Regions from separate parts of the Homo sapiens genome. Here region 2 is linked to region 1. A link is a loop called in an ENCODE intact Hi-C map of the cell type or tissue named here. Cell type or tissue: heart left ventricle. All regions are shown on one strand. Each heading gives the region's core, and the rest is flanking DNA. Links, peaks and the distances in the headings are about the cores only. Region 1 overlaps IVD (isovaleryl-CoA dehydrogenase). Region 2 overlaps BUB1B-PAK6 (BUB1B-PAK6 readthrough).

Evidence for each region. A loop is a pair of places that touch in the nucleus more often than their neighbours do. Peaks named below come from ENCODE experiments on the same cell type or tissue, not always from the same donor. Only the 100,000 strongest peaks of a DNase experiment are listed, where the experiment ranks them.
Region 2: a loop joins it to region 1, with 2.5 times the contacts of the local background. A loop is called at or near these places in 20 of 110 quality-filtered maps.

The regions. Positions count from the first base shown.
Region 1 is chr15:40,420,555-40,423,463 of GRCh38, forward strand. IVD (isovaleryl-CoA dehydrogenase) reads left to right here. Exons shown (of 12, transcript NM_002225.5): 12 at 1-754. Among named protein-coding and RNA genes, the nearest start is that of IVD, 16 kb to the left of the region's middle. In heart left ventricle, for the core only: a CTCF peak has its summit at 1,554 (motif pointing left); a DNase peak (open chromatin) is centred at 1,527; H3K27ac peaks cover 1,209 bases.
Region 2 is chr15:40,223,597-40,226,505 of GRCh38, forward strand. All of the region lies in intron 1 of BUB1B-PAK6 (BUB1B-PAK6 readthrough), which reads left to right. The region is part of intron 1 of LOC107984763 (a long non-coding RNA gene); the gene reads right to left. Among named protein-coding and RNA genes, the nearest start is that of BUB1B-PAK6, 7.6 kb to the left of the region's middle. In heart left ventricle, for the core only: no CTCF peak of the experiment used is centred there; no DNase peak of the experiment used is centred there.

The DNA.
Region 1 (2,909 bases), core at 11-2,510:
TTTCATGAGGGACAGGAAGGTAAAATCAGCCCTTAGGAGAGAGGTCTCAGCCTCCCTTTCCCAGATCTCCCAGTGAGTTTTAAAGGAAGCAGGGAGCCCAGAGTGCTAAGTTCTTACAGCCAGAAGGAAGCTTATAGATTTCTGAAAACCGCCCCTTTGTTTTTAAAAAGATCAACACAATTTGACTTTCTCAAGGTCAAAACGAACTAGAATCCAGATCTGCTCATGGCAAAAATGGGGGTGTTCTGAGAATTCCAGCTTTGGGCCGCACTGTACAGCAGTCTGGATAGAGTGTGATCTGAGAAGGGAATGGGTCTGGGTTGTTCCACCCCTTCCGAGTTCCAAAAAGAGGGAACTGGTTTTCTTGGTTCTCAGCCCAGCAGCACCTATCCTGGCTCTTGGTCCTGGCCTGCAGCCAAGTGCTGTTCCTAGCCTGAGGCTTGAGACAGGTGGGGTTGGCTCCTCACCAACCCCAGTTCCGTCCCATCCTGAGGGCAAGATCCTGGGCTCATAGGCAGTCCCTTTCACTTCCTTGTCTTGCTCCCTGCTATGTTGGAGATGAATGTGACTAAAAGGGCCATCTTGCTGGCTTAATGTGTGGCTGGAGAGACCAGCCTGGAGACAATGTGGCAAAATGGGGCGCTTCATCCAGTCTGTCTAAGCCCTGTCGACTTGGGGAGGTGATTTCTTTCCTGGTTCTATATGTGAAGCAAAATAAATGTTTTAAAATTAAAAGCAAAAAAAACAAAATGAACCATGCAGCCTGAGTGGTAAATGGAAGAACAAGGGGCACGTCTACTTTGGTTCTTGTGGGCGTGTTTGGTTGCCTACATGCATTGGGCAAATCTGCAGCACCAGCTGCCAGCACTGCTCCTTCCTGCGGCTGGCTCTTACTCCACTCCAATTTTAGGCAGGTCACACTATCAGGGCAGCTCGCTGCTGTTGATGCTGCCTGCCCTGTGGGAGGGCAACAGAACCTTGGGATGTTTTTTAAGCGTGGTCTGAGCACACCCCTTATCAAAATTTGGCAACCTAGAATAAATGCAGGTTCCTGGATCCTGCCCCAGACCTAATCACATCCCCAAGGGTGAGTCTGCAAGGCAATCTTCTACAACCACCATCTGAGTCCTAAAGCAGGCTTCCCCAGGAGCCTAAGTCCTAATTCTAAATCCATATAATCTAGTGATAACAATCCCTTGCCCATGTAACCCTCTCAAGTCTGAGATCCTTGATCTTTGCACAACCGAGTGCAGGAGGCAAGGTTTCGCGCAGGGCCCCCTTTCAGAAGACCGGTAAGGTGAGTTGCCCTCGGTGGAATGGGACTAGACCTGGTGTCAACACACCGCGCGGTCTGGAGAGAGGTTCCCAGTCCCTGCCTGCCGGGTGGGAGCTGGGACCTAAGACCCAGGTGGCCATCTGTCGCGACCCCCAGCCTAGGGCAGGTCCAGAGTCCTTCCTCTGACCCTCTCCCTCGAGGCAGCGCGCTTCTTCGAGCGCAGCACTGGCTTGCCAGACGCAGCTCGAGTGTCGCATGGAGCTCGCCTGACCCCTGCCGGCTGCCCGCGGGGTTGGGTTGCAAACGCGCGGAGCCAGCCTATATGGCCTTTGCCTGGGGTTCAAGGCCCCCAGTTTGGGATTTCAGGACTCAACGACGTTTTGTTTTAGCCAATAAGGACATGAAAGGGAAGAGGGGTTGGGGGAAGCCTATCCTCTATTACCATCATTTCATAAAAGGCTTTTTTTTTTTGAGACGGAGTCTCGCTCTGTCGCCCAAGCTGGAGTGCAGTGGCGCAATCTTGGCTCACTGCAAGCTCCGCCTCCCAGGTTCACGCCATTCTCCTGCCTCAGCCTCCCGAGTAGCTGGGACTACAAGCGCCCGCCACCATGCCCGGCTAATTTTTTGTATTTTTAGTAGAGACGGGGTTTCGCCGTGTTAGCCAGGATGGTCTCGATCTCCCGACCTCATGATCTACCCACCTCGGCCTCCCAAAGTGCTGGGATTACAGGCGTGAGCCACCGCGCCCGGCCGACTTTTTTTTTTTTTTTTTTTTTTTTTTTTTTTTAAGACGGAGTCTCACTTTGTCATCTAGGCTGGAGTGCAGTGGCGCGATCCCAGCTCACTGCAACCTCCACATCTAGGGTTCAAGCGATTCTCGTGCCTTAGCCTCCCAAATAGCTGGGATTACAGGCATGTGCCACCATGCCTGGCTAATTTTTGTATTTTTAGTAGAGACGGGGTTTCACCATGTTGGCCAGGCTGGTCTCAAAGCCCTGGCCTCAATTGATCCACCGGCCTCAGCCTCCCAAAGTGCTGGGATTACAGGCATGAGCCACCACGCCCAGCTAGGCCAGGATTTTTATTTGTTTGTTTATTTATTTATTTTTGAGACAGGATCTCACTCTGTCACCCAGTGCAGTGGCGTGATCTCAGCTTACTGCAGCCTCGACCTCCCTGGCTCAAGGATCCTCTGGCCTCAGTCCTCCCCCTTGCCACCCACCCCCAGCCCCCCAGTAGCTGGAACTAGAGGTGTGCACCACCATGCCAGACTAATTTTTGTATTTTTTGTAGAGCCGGGCTTTCACCATGTTGTCCAGGCTGGGCTCAACTGCTGGGCTCAAGCGATCCTCCTGCCTCCACTTTCCAAAGTGTTGGGATTATAGGCGTTGAGCCAGTGTGCCCAGCCCTTAAATTTTTGTATATGCTTTATGTTCACTGTTTTAAAAAATACTACAGTTTTTAAAAGCTTATTTAAAAAAATAAAAGTCCCCTGTCCCTCCTATCCCCATTCCCACTCCCAGGACAAAACCACTTTTGAATCTTTAAGGGGCTTCTTTTGATAATTCACTTCATACCTCTAAGTGACATGCTTACTTATTGATTTAATTGTAAGCACTTTTAAGGATAGTTT
Region 2 (2,909 bases), core at 85-2,584, 200 kb before region 1:
TCTTTCTAATGTGCCAAAATTAGCTTCTAATTTGGCTCCTAAAATAAAGGTTTCCCTAGTGAGGAGAATGCATTTAAAAAAATTTTTTTTGTAATATGGCAAACTTCTACCTTAACGGGGTCCTTGGTTCTACCAGAGACATAAGAAGCTATGAATATTTAATAGGACAAAGATGGCATTTTAAGTCAGTATGTGAAAAGATTATTTAATAACTGGTGTTAAAACAATGGATTAGGCTGGGTGTGGTGGCTCGCACCTGTAATCCCAACACTTTGGGAGGCTGAGGCGGGTGGATTACCTGAGTCAGGAGTTCGTGACCAGCCTGGCCAACATAGTGAAACCCCGTCTCTTCTAAAAATACAAAATTAGCCATGCGTGGTGGTGCATGCCTATAATCCCAGCTACTTGGGAGGCTGAGGCAGGAGAATCGCTTGAACCCAGGAGGTGGAGGTTGCAGTTAGCCAAGATCATGCCATTGTACTCCAACCTGGGCAACAAGAGTGAAACTCTGTCTCAAAAAAAAAAAAAAAAAGAAAAAACAACCCACAATGGATTAAAGCTTGAACTCTATCTCCATTGACACTACTAGTTCATATAGCACCTTCGTGCAAATTAGAAAAGGCCCCTTCCTTTAGTGGATTCAGTACCTCCCAATGCACCATACCTTGACTGAATTTCAGTCCCCACTTACCCCCTCAGCCTGGTACCCTTGTGCAGCAAATACATTGTGCAGTCTTATGCATTGATCTTGCCTGTTTCACTGCTTATCCCCAAAATAATTTTGGAGAAATCAGAAATTTTAATCAAAATACAATGTAATAGATGGTTTTGCAATCTTTTGCCTGTGTGACATAAAAGCAAGATATAAACCAGAAGATTGCTATTACTATAGTAGATAAAAAATTAAATATAGGATGGATACCTATCCTCCCCTCCAAAAAAATTAAAACCATAAATTCAAACTAGGAACATTTACTGGCAACAAATATTTACATCTTTTTTTGCCTCGACTCAGGGATCTTGCTTTGTCGCCCAGGCTGCAATGCAGTGGTAAGAAGATCAACTCCTGGTTTCAGGCCTCCCAAGTAGCTGGGAGTCTCGGTGCACGCCACCACACCTGGCTAATTTTTTTAATCTTTAGTAGAGACAAAGTCTTGCTGTGTTGTCCAGGCTTGCATCCACTTTCATCTGGTCTCATGACTCTGTTGTTCCTACCCACCTCCAGCCAAATCAGAACCCTCCAAAGACTTTACCATGGCCTATAAGACCCCACCCTATCTGACCCCACTCTCTCTGACCTCCTCCCGGACTCCCCTCTTCCTCACCCACACTGCTGTAGGCGGCCTCCTTGTTGCTTCTCAAATGTGCCAACTAATTTCCCTCTCCCTCTCTTTAAAGCCTTTTGGCTTTTAAGGCCAGTTGTTTTTTGGCCTTGTTTTCCTTGATCTTCATGTAAATTACTCCCTTTCTTCCTTTCAGGTAGGTGTCTTCTCCAATCTCCACTCTATCAGAGAGGCTGTCCCTGACCATTCTGTACACTGCACAGAATAGCATCCCATCCCACACACACTGCTATCACTTTCTATCCCTTTTTACCCTCCTTTATTTTTCTATTGCACCTGTCACCGCCTCGTGCGTGTGTCTGTGTTGTGTGTGTGCGTGTATACATACACTTTTTTTTCTTTATCTCTCTACTAGAATTTAAACTCCTTAAGGGTGGGGATTTTCTTTGTTTCCTGTTTGACTGCACTGTCTAGAACAGTGCCTGAATGAATAAAACTGTTTTACCTAAAGTACAAAAAACTCTTAAAAATAAAAAATTGATAAAAGAAACAAAGGACATGAACAATCCACTAAAACATTTTAATGGCTCATATACATGAGATGTTCATTCCTAATTAAATAAAATGCAAAATAAATGAGAAATTGTCATACACTCTAAATGGTTGAAAATTGTATTTGTAAGGATGATAAGAAACAGGCATTCATATATTATTAATTGGGATGCAGATTGGTACATTATTAGAAGTTGATTTGGCAAAAGTCACTTAAATATTCCCTTTAGCTGAGAAATTTTCCTAAGAATTTATCTCACAAAAGCATTGACACAGGAGCTCAGAGAAAGCACTGTTTCTAACACTTGTCCTGTCTGCTTCCAAGACTCGACAGTCCCCAGAGGGATAATCCACGTGACAGACCCCAGGAAGGTAGTGCTTGCACTAGTGCAGAGGCGCTGGCAAGCCATCTCTGTAGGCTTCAGGGTGCCTCACCATTGGCAGGGAACGCCCTTCCAATTTGCCATGAGCCCTTGTAGATGGCAGAACCTGAGAGATAGGCAGACATTTTCAGCCTATGTAGGGAAAAAAGCCGTGGGGAAAAAGTGATTGCCTTTGGTGGGGAGAGTGTATGGGAGTGGAGAGAGGAAAGAATGAAGGCTCTTACTTTTCAATTTGTACATTTATAAGCATTTTGAATTTTCTGACCATGTACATGAATTGCTTTTTTAAAAAATGTACTGGGTTAATCTAGGCTAAGAAATTATAGGCCATGTTTTTGCCATCTTTTCCCTCCTCTATGTTGTAAAAACTAAGCCTTGTTAAGTGTTCGTTTTTTAAAAAACTGGGACTTTGGAAAGCTTTATTATCTAAACATGAAAGCAAGGTTGATATGGAATTCAAATGAAAGTAAAAATAATTTTAAATCATTGAAGATAATATATCTGAGCTTTTATTTTTAGTATATGAAAATTCATGTTTAAATGTTTTATACTGTTCTATTAGAGATATGCTTTGTAACATTACCATCTTCCTACTATTACAACTTCCTATGTCTGTGAACAAATTATGTATCAAATTATGTAAAGTCCAACTCTTTTCAACACAAAATACATTTTTTATGGCTTTCATATA